Linked DNA regions of Mus musculus: region 2 is linked to region 1. The links are chromatin loops, found by intact Hi-C in ENCODE. Cell type or tissue: gastrocnemius. All regions are shown on one strand. Each heading gives the region's core, and the rest is flanking DNA. Links, peaks and the distances in the headings are about the cores only. Region 1 holds the start of Gm29461 (predicted gene 29461). Region 2 overlaps Pam (peptidylglycine alpha-amidating monooxygenase).

What was found. Hi-C counts contacts between places; a loop is a spot of excess contacts. Peaks named below come from ENCODE experiments on the same cell type or tissue, not always from the same donor. Only the 100,000 strongest peaks of a DNase experiment are listed, where the experiment ranks them.
Region 2: it touches region 1 in a loop (8-fold over the local background); 6 of 42 quality-filtered maps call a loop at or near these places.

What each region holds. Positions count from the first base shown.
Region 1 is chr1:98,172,091-98,177,481 of GRCm38, forward strand. It overlaps Gm29461 (predicted gene 29461), which reads left to right and starts at 1,558. Exons shown (of 4, transcript NR_151613.1): 1 at 1,558-1,649; 2 at 2,985-3,076. In gastrocnemius, for the core only: no CTCF peak of the experiment used is centred there; no DNase peak of the experiment used is centred there.
Region 2 is chr1:97,967,818-97,973,208 of GRCm38, forward strand. All of the region lies in intron 3 of Pam (peptidylglycine alpha-amidating monooxygenase), which reads right to left. Among named protein-coding and RNA genes, the nearest start is that of Gm31771, 59 kb to the left of the region's middle. In gastrocnemius, for the core only: no CTCF peak of the experiment used is centred there; no DNase peak of the experiment used is centred there.

The DNA.
Region 1 (5,391 bases), core at 160-5,159:
ACTTGATAGATATTTTAAAACTAGCCTGACCTAGAAAGGAGAAGTTGTTCCCATTGTACATAAGAGACAAAGCTAGAGAGTGAAGGCAAAAACCAAGAACGAGAGTGGGCACCAAAGGAGGCCACAGAGCAGAAAGCAGTTGGGCTTTACCAGATGTGACGGATGTGACACAGAGGTGAGACCATGACAGACAAGGCCGTCAGGACACAGACTGACCTAAGAACCCTCATGAGTATCCCAGCTCACAGCTAACTATTATATAGAAGAGGTGAATTGTAGAAGAGCTAAGGAAAATCGAAGAGAGAATCATGGAGAATGGAAAGGGTTTATCCTTTGATAGCCTGGTATTATGCTCCCAACCCTTTCTTATCTATAGGTGGGATTTGTTTCTACAACACCATGGCCCAATGATAAGATTCCAGTTTTACAACTAAATAAAATAAATTGTTACTTTTGCCTCAACTAGTGTGTGATTTTTTTATGTTTAATCACTGTTTAATGTCATTGTTGAAAATGTCTGTTCATATTTATCATGTTTTTTTTCTTTACTTTATTACTCATTTGATATTTATTTATTTATTTATTTATTTATATTGGATATTTTCTTTATTTACATTTCAAATGTTATCCCCTTTCCTGGTTCCCCCTTCCCGGAAACCCCCTATCCCATTCTCCCTCCTCCTGCTTCTATGAGGGTGTTCCTACACCCACCCACCCACTCCCACCTCCCCACCCTCGATTCCCCTACACTGGGGCATCTATAGAGCCTTCATAGGACCAAGTACCTCTCCTCCCATTGATGCCTGACAAGGCCATCCTCTTACCTATGTAGCTGGAGCCATGTGTATTCCTTGGTTGGTGGCTTAGTCTCTGGGGTGGGGGTGGGGGTTAGTTGGTATTGTTTCCCCACCAGGACTAGAGATCTGACTCATGTGAATGTAGACGTCCTAGGCTTTGCTAGGGGATTTTTCCTGAGGTGGAATAAAAATCCCAAATCTGAAATGTTTCTGTATCGTTCTCAGTAAGGCCTAAGAAAACCTTGGAACCCAAACTGTATATGCCTCAGTACAGGGGAATGCCAGGGCCAAAAGGTGAAAGCGGGTGGGTAGGGGAGTGGGGGGGAGGGGATGGGGGACTTTTTGGATAGCATTGGACATGTAAATGAGGAAAATACCTAATAAAAAATATTAGAAAAGAAAAAAACCCCTAGAAAACCTACTTAAAGTCACGTGGGGAGACAAGAGAGAATCTATTCTTGAAGAGAAAGTGGAAAAGGTGAAGTGGATCAATTTATGCTCATATCTCATAGTCAGCATCCTCATTTCCTTCTTAAAGGGCAAAGGGAACCCTGCTGGATAGTTTTGTGTCAACTTGACACAAGCTAAAGCCATCTGAGAGGAGAGAACTTCAATTAAGAAAATGCTTCATAAGTTCAGATAAGCAGACCTGCAGGACATTTTCTTAATTAATGATTGATAGAGGAGGGATCAGCCTATTGTGAGTGGTGCCACCCTTGGGTTGGTGGTCCGGGACTCTGAAAGAAAGCAGCTTGAACAAGCCATGAGGAGCAACCAGTAAGCAGGATTTGTCCAACCCCCACAGTAGGACAAATGAGTGAGATGCAATCATTTGAAGTGATGAAACAAAAGGTGAGTGTTCGAGCAACTTGTTCTTATTCCAAACTACATTTCCCTACAAAATGTTTGAATTTGGCCTTTTGCACATTAAGAATTTGGCTTATTGGTAATTATTCTGTTACCTCATATTTAGAAAACCTAGTATTATGAATAAAACTAATTCGAGGCTGCAGAGCAAACATGGCTGTTCAAATACTTTTAAAATAATACCCTTTAGGACATATTTACTCCCATGGGTTTAAAAATTTGTCTCGATGAACTAAACAACAATAATTTGACAGTGACGCCATTATAAATCATGCACTTTAGTGTAATTCCCAGAGCTAGAGAAGCCAGGCCACTGTGATTGAAGCAGTGGATTGAATCTCTGCTGCCAGATGGCTGTTGAAATATAATGGGCTTATAGCTGTCAGCCACAGCTTGAGGCTTGAATGCAAAGGGTAAGCTAGCTTTTCAGTGATGGAAAATGGAAAGGTGGGTGGATACTTAAAATATTTGCATTGTTTTTTATTGGCTCATGAAGGGTAAAGGAAAATGTTATTCATGCATATTCTGCCTGGGATACTATTTTAGGGAAGGTTTGTACACATACGCCACACATCAGGATGCTATTGCTAGTTTTTGTATACACTGTCTTTGAAAAGAACCAGATCAGAATTCTTGAGCTGTTCACCCGGCTTTGTTCTGGTAGTTCATGAGAAACACACCCAATGAGAAAAGATTTCCATGACTTCCCCAGCTTTTTTAGTATGAGGTTTCTAAATTTTCTCTAATCACTGACCTCATTTTTCTGGTTACGCTGTATGTCACAATTGGTTTGGGGCAAAATTCCTTCAAATTTTCTATTCTGTGCCAGAATAGCCTTGAAACAATATAATTCTTGACGGGATGAAGCTGTTTCCGTGTTTCTGTAAGTTCTGTTAGAGAACGCATCTGGAGCCATTCAACCATGTGCAGTGTTTTAAAACGCCAGAATGAGGGTATCAGAAGAGCCCCTTGAGGAAGGAGAGATGACGTTTGCTGTGCTCTGCTAATATCAATTCCGGAAGAATATGTCTGGCAACACATTTATCCTGATAAACATGATGATAGGGAACAGTTTGTTTAAGCATCGGCTGAATGTATTTACTGATACATCTGTATATAGGCTGTCAGGCTGCATAAAAGAGGCCATAACAGAATACAGTTGCAGGCAGTGAGTTATATAATGAGATCAATCCAGTGAGAATCTGGCATCCAGACGCAGTTTTACTGACAGCGTGAAGAGTCAGCTTATCCACCCAAGTTAGGGATACATATATTTCCTTTTGGTCACTGTTCATGAAATCACATTGTTATCTCCTTCAGCTGTTCAATGAGCCTCTGGAGAGATGAAAGGCAAAAGAGAAAGGCCTCCGGCTAAAGACTTCATGGCTGGGAAACCCACAATTTTTATGCAGGTAAATTTCCTAAATAGAAGAGTACCACAGAATCTTAGGCCATTTGGAAATAAATATGCTGTTCCAACCCTGTGATATTTGCAAAACCCTATAGTATTGTAGCTCTCTTACTCATAAATATAGGATAGTAGTCTTTTAAAAGGCCTAGAAAAAAATCATCCCAATGAAGGTAATATTGAAAACTAGTGACGCAGGGATTACTGAAGTCAAAGTGAGTAGGTTTTCAATCACTTTAGTTTCACAAATTGACACTATTAAGGTTAATATATAGATGCCTGCCAGCACAGTTACCATTAAGAACCTATCAGTATTTCCATTATAAATCCCATTTTTCAGGGGTTAATAACTTGGTCATAAAAATTCACTGCAGGCTGAAATCAAGTCTTGAAAGGAAATAATTTTCCTTAATCCCAGCACAAGAGCTTGCTCATGTTCCAGAGACTAAGATGGCCTGATGTCAGCAGACATAGATTATGTGTATTGGAGTGTTCCAAAGAAACAAAATCAATAGGGTATATAGAAATATATATGAGGATATTCATTATGAATTTACTTCTAGATTCTGAAGGCTACATATTATATCTGCTGAAAGGGGGCCAGAAAAACCAACAATATAGTTTCAGTTCCAACTTCATACCTTAGACCAAGAGGAGAAAATGGGGACTGAATTTGGGTACTGAGAACCAGGAGCATGGATGCCCACAGCAAGGAATGGCAGATACTCTAGTTTAAGCAGGGAAGGGGACCTTCACCGTTTTCTCTAATTTTGGCCTCTAGGAATTAGATGACACCTTATCCACACTGGTTAGTGTGAACTCTGTAACTCAGTCTACCAACTCAAATGCTGATTATCTGTCTGGAATACCCTCAGAGATATATGCAGATACTTAGTTTTACCAGATAACCTGGCATCTTTAAGCCTGGTCAAGTTGACACTGAATGTTCATCATCAGATGCACAAACTCTTATCTAAAAATGTAGCACCAATCCTGCTCCTGTCGGGCATGGCAAGCATTATATCTGCTGTCATTTGTTTCTTGGTGTTTTCTTTTTATTATTTTTCTTTCCCTCTTTCTCATATTCCATTTTTTCTCTCTGTGTTTCTCAAATTCATTATTTTTTTTCCTGCATCATCATCTGGAGTGAAACTCACTTCTTCCCACATAATAAACATTTGAATATTTCTAAGTGGAGAAAAAGCAAACACTTCTATGTGTAAGGTCAAAGCTGTGTGTATGACTACATGGATATGCTTATTTTCCCTCTGTTACGATAATCTGTGCAACACGAAACTATAAATAGAAACACTGTGTGGTTATTTCTATATGTCAGTAAAGCTATAAGGTATAGTTCCAGTGTGGAAGCTGATTAAATTATATTCTTTTTTAGTAGCCAGAAGAATACTACAGACTTGTTCGATATTTACCATATCCACACTAAGCATTATAGTCTGCTTCCTGTTGCTGTGATAAACACCATGACCAAAAGCAACTCGGAGAGGAAAGGGGTTTATTTCAGCTTACAGGTTAGATGCTATGGTCAAGAGAACCCAAGGAAGAAACTCAAAGAAAAAGATTTAAAGTAACCAAGAAGGAAGGTTGCTTACTTGCGTTCTCCCTCTGACTTATTCTACTTCCTGTTGTATATGGCCCAGGCTTCCTGCTAGGGGAAGCACTACTCACAGTAGACTGCGGCCTTCTCTGTTGTCAATTAGCAATTAAGAGAATGCCTCACTGATTTGGTGGCAGGCCAATCTTAGATGGACAATTCTTCGGGTGACGTTCCCTTTTTCGAGGTGACTCTAGGTTTGTGTCAAGTTGGCAATTGAAGATAAGTATGTCAATAACTGTGGAATTATACTCATATGTAGATAGATAGATAGATAGATAGATAGATAGATAGATACATACATACATACATACATACATACATGTTGTATATTGTGATGGTTTATATATGCTTGGGCCAGGAAGTGGCACTATCAGGAGGTGTGGCCTTGTTGGAGTAGGTGTGTCACTATGGGTGTGGGATTAAATTCTCTAGTCCTTGCTGCTTGGAAGCCAGTACTCTGCTAGAAGCCTTCAAATGAAGATGTACAACTCTCAGCTCTACCTGTATCACACCTGCCTGGATACTGCTATGTTTCTGCCTTGATGATAATGGACTAAACCTCTGAACTTGTAAGTCAGCCCCAAGCATATAGAAACCATCATGTATGTCAACTCCTAGACATAGAAAGAATTTTAGGAGTACTTTTTCTTTTAAAATAAATCTTAAATTAAAATAGAATAACACCACATTCCCCTTCCCCATCC
Region 2 (5,391 bases), core at 65-5,064, 200 kb before region 1:
CTTTTTTTTTCAAAGAATCCATACAGAACGGTTCCAAAGGCTTTTCTTGAATAGGGTTAGTGAAATATTAATTCAGTCTACGTGAAACTAAGAGAAACAACAGATCTTCCTGGTGCCTAATACATGCAGGGAGGATCACTTGCTAATGTGGAAACAAATGCACGGATGCCTTCCATAAATATCTTTGGACTGACCATGATAGATAAATGCCCGCTCCCTACAAATCTGCTGCTATTTGCTTCTAAACATGTACCAAATTTCCTAAATCCCTTAATCAACCAGCATCCCTTAATGGCAGCGCTGCAAACCAGAGGAATAGGAATTAAACATTTATCAATTAGAGGCATTGTGTGGAAAAGCCCCTGTAGAGGTTTCTAAACATTAGAGGTTTATATCAGAACACTGTTTCCATTGGGGAGATTGTTTATTTTGTTACTTTTTAAATCAATTAAACAGTTAGTATTAAAATAATAGATGATGTTTTTAATCATAAAACATAATTAAAAAAAAAAACCTGCTGCCATCCAGGTCCACCATTCAAAGGCTTAGAACCTTGGGTACTTCTTCCTACATCTAAGTTGTCTGGCTAAGCATGCATAACCATACAGATGTGAAAGACATCTAGTTAAACACACATGTGTGTATCAGGGTTTTGTGTTAAACTGGCTTAATTAGGGCAGAGCCACACTTCATACCGATGTATGTGTGTAAGTACACACTTGCAGGGGACACGCACGTGTCAGAGGCTCTACGCTATTACTCCGATTCTTTTAAGGCAGGCTCTCTAATTGACCCTGGAGTTAGGGTGGCAGCTAGCAAGCCCTGGCAATCCTCTGCCTCTGTACTCCACAGCATTGGATTCTGAGCAAGTGGCAGCCATATGTGCCTTTTTATACTTTGTTAGGATCTAGACTAAGAGCCTCACACTCATGCAGAATGCACTTGCATCCACTGAGCCACACCCCCAGCCTTTTCTGTGGGTACTGGTGATTTGGACTCAGATCCTCACGTTGAGTTTTTGACAAGCCTTATCTACTGATGACTCCATCTCCCTAGCACTCATGTACAACCTCCCAATCCTGTTTCAATCAACTTTACCATGAATACTTATTTTATATATCTGAAAGGATGCTTTGGTCCTTGAAGTATATAACTGTTTTGTTACCAAATACATTGACCTTTTAATTATTAGTAGAGTTTTTAAAAAGATGAAATGACGAAGTGTACACTTCTGATCATTCATTTGCTCATAATCTTATTTCTAGATATTTATAGACATGCTAAATATTTGTTTTCAATGATCTTTTCTTACCGCATTTTTCAACTTTTACTGTCCATCTCCATAGATATTGTCCTCAGGAAAATGTCAGAAAGATGTAGACTCTAACCTTCTACAACGCATTCCAGAAAATTTTGCCTGTGATGCTCCTGACTAATGAGGCATTGTAACCATGCTCTTGATGCTTTAGATGGTCCTCGTTGTTCATCTCAACAATCCTGCAGGCTCACAGTACAGGACTCTATATTCCCTACTATAACATTCACTGAGCTTTATCCATATTAAAGGATTTATCTTCAATCCTATCAGAAATTGTTGGTCCCATTATACAAAGGAAACAGCAGAAGTATCTCACCTAAGATGCTGCAGCTAGTCCTGTGCCTACCACAGCTAATAGAACATCCTTGACCCAGTCCAAGCTAGGCTCTTTCAAGCCTTCTTGGCTAGGCTTAATCTTCATCTACAAAGACCTGAATAAAGGCTGACTGTTTCACAGCTTGACCCTGCATTGCTAAGATGAACTGGGAACCTCCTCAAAGTGCTTGCTTAGGAAAATTCTGGTTGGGGAAACAAATTTGCTGTCTACGCTAGCCACACCTGAGAAAATAAAGCCTCTGGCTCCCAGACCCTGGAAGTGGACAGAATAACAACTTCGGCCATTGCCAGCAAGCAGACTCTTCTGGCCTAATCTCATCTGTCCTGACTAACCCTTGTAACTTCTTGATTTCCTGACGTCCCCGAGTCCCAGTTGTTTCCTTCATGCTTTTGCTACCTAACTCCCCCTTTACAGTGCTCAATCACTTCAGCAGAAATTGCAGTTGCGTGCAGTTCACACAGGATTTTATATCCTGCTGCAACAGTTATCACAGTTCCAAGTGTGCAGCCCAGCTTTATGGCAGTCAGTTTTGTTTACCTCTGACATGACTTATCACGGAAGCATGAGAGGTAAGAGACAAGAATGGGAAAGGTATCAGGAAAGATGAAGGGTTGTGGAGGTCACTTTAAAGGACTTGGTTTAAGTCTCAGTGGTGTTGGCAACATTTGAAGTGTTGAGAAGGGTGACATGGCCTGACTTCTGCTTTAATAAGATCCTCATGGCTGTTGTGTGGAGCATACTCTAGGGATGTATAGGTACAAAAGAGGCCAGTTAGAAATGTTATCATAATAGTGCAGAAAGAACACATGATTCTCCATAGGGATGGGAGAGATGGCCGTGGTGAGGAGGTCTGGATGCTGCTGTGTTTGCTGACGACACCAACAGAATGTACTGGCATACTGCTTATGAGCCACGAGCGAGAATGTCATGGTGATAAAGATGCTAGTGTGTTTTACCTGGAAAAATTATATAGCAGGGATCACTACTTACTGAGATGGTTGAAGCAGGAAATGCAATGTTCCACATAAAAGAACTCAGGCACACAGGATCATTTAAATATAAAAATACTGAATACGAAGAAAAACAGATTAAGGCACTGCGAACCCTGCACTGATATTTGTATTCTTCCTGTTCTGTAAGTCAGACAAGGTTCATGAGACACCAGAGGTTAAATCAATTTATTAGCCTAAATGACAGATGCAGTTGTTTTGATCAGAGACAGAGAAATTGCAGTCCATGAGCTGACTGGCTGTTTTCACAGATAGAACTCCATATCGGAATACAGCCAAGCCTTCCTTTCCATGTTCTCTATAGCTGCTTCCTAAGTACAATGGTCAAGAGGCTGTATACCACATAAGGGACAGCATTTACTATCTGACATGTTAAGAAATAGTTTGCTGAACTATGCTTTATATTTAGATAGGATTGGTGGAAAATTTGGGATAAAATAGGGTAAACTTGCTTCTTAATGTGTCTTTTAACAATTAGGGGATGAGAAGTGACTGAAGGAATTCAGACCAACAGCCTTTCTTCTTGCATGGAAGTGTTTAAGAAGAGCATATTTGGTGATTTTGGATGGACTCAGCAATCTGTATTTTGTTTAACAAAAATAATTATACATATTTTTATAAGTATGTATAATTAAATATGCATACTTACATAAAATAAACAGCAACATTCTCTGTTACTGTGAATTAGTCATTGTATATGATTGGCCGTTAGACCTCGGTGTATGAGGTACATGGCTACTTTGTCTTTTTGTAAGTTGTACCATTGATAATAGCTAAATTTCTCCTTACATCAACCGTTAACAGATTTGTAGAACAGAATTATAAAATAAACATTCGTTTCAGATTCAAGTTAATATGAATCTGAAGTTGGGTTCTATTTACTGGACATTTGGCTGTGGTCAGGTTATTTTAATCTCTCTTGGATTCAACTTCTTATGCAAAAAATAGGACCTTGAGTAGGATTTTTATGTTATTTAATGAGACAACGGTTATAAAGTATACAATAATAGTAGTCTACAGTAAACACTCAAACACTCAAAAATATGTTCTCTCTCTGAAAAAATGCTTAAGAGGAACAGAACATCGTAAAGAACCCGAATCTGACTGAGAAAATTGACAGTCACAAGTTCGTCTTCTACTGCACAGATGTTTGCCGATCAATCACTGTGGCAAAAGATTCAATTTTTAAAAAAGGAAAATTACAATTCTATAGCCTTCTCTTAAAAATGTACATTAATTTTAGTGTATGAGTGTGTGTGTGTGTGTGTTCCTAAGTATATAAATTCAATCCGCTTACCCCGTGTAATGTTCCTTTGTTTTCAGGACTGACCATTGCTGCTCTATCCCAGGGAAGATATTTTTCAGGCTCTCCACTCTCCTTAGTTTGTCCTCTAGTTTTGTTTGTTTGCCTGTTTGTTTTTTTGTTTCTTGGTTTTGCTATTCGTTATTGAGGACTGAATACAGTACCAGGCAGACACAAAGCAATTACTGGACATGTAATTCCTGGGAATCTACTTGAAGAGTTTTGTTTTGATTATATGAGGTACATTAAAGGCTGAGACAAACAAATGAAACCGTATACTGGAGGTTGGTGAGGTGGCACAGCGGGTGAAAGGTGCTTGCCTTACAACCTTGACGATGAGTTTTACTGCCAGATTCTACAGTGGAAAGAAACATCAATTCCTGAAAGTTGACCTTTGACTTCCACACACATTCACCCCTCCTCTGCTCTCCCTCTCCTCTCCTCTCCTCTCCTCTCCTCTCCTCTCCTCTCCTCTCCTCTCCTCTCCTCTCCTCTCCTTTCCTCACCTCACCTTCTGTCTCTTCCTCTCCTCCTTCTCTCCTCTCCTCTCTTTTCTTATTTTCCTCCTCCCTCTCATCTTTTCCCTCTCTCATACACATACTATTATAAATAAAATAAAAATTAAAAATGATATTGTAATAGAGTCCCTGTTACTTTTCCTAAACAAACTGGTTCAGGTTTAATGGAGTAATTTTTAACAGGCATTCATATTGGGAAGAACCTCAATGCAGAGGCCTGACGCAACAGGGTGTGTTTTAGCAAAATAATAATCTAGGATTATACTCCATCTGTGCAATCAGTTGGATGTCCTACTATGTGAATTATGCCTAATGTCTCCTCCTCCTCTATTATAATCTGCTTACCTTCCTATCCTAGCCTACAGTCTTATTTCTCAAGCAAGAGAGTTCTGTCAGTCTTATCTCTGCCCCACACATTATTTCCAAAACAGAAGCAGTACTTCCTAACGTCTAGACTGAATGATGTATTTCTTGGACCTCTCTGGGCTATTGACACCACCGTCTTGCTTCTCCATTGTGACTTTGCATGAATTCTGTTTCACTTGTTGAGCCACAGCCAATAGGAAATCTCAACGTACTTACCAGCTTCACATTTCCCTTTCTTCTTGCCCTTCCTTGATGTAAAAAGTGTGCTCTTACCTTTGAGATAGCATTGAAAATGTAAATGAGGAAAATACCTAATTAAAAAAAAAGTGTGCTCTTCTTCATATTCCAGGTATTCTATATTTCCCCCATTTATTCCTATTCTCCATCATTTCATTTCCCTTTTAAGGCTTGTACCTGTCTCACTCAGCCCCCACTCTCCCTCTCCCTTTACTTTCTTCATCCTAACATTCTTCATTCTATCTTCCTCTTCCATCTCCTTTCTGCTGACCCTTGTCTGTGTGAGCTCTAGGTTTAGCCAC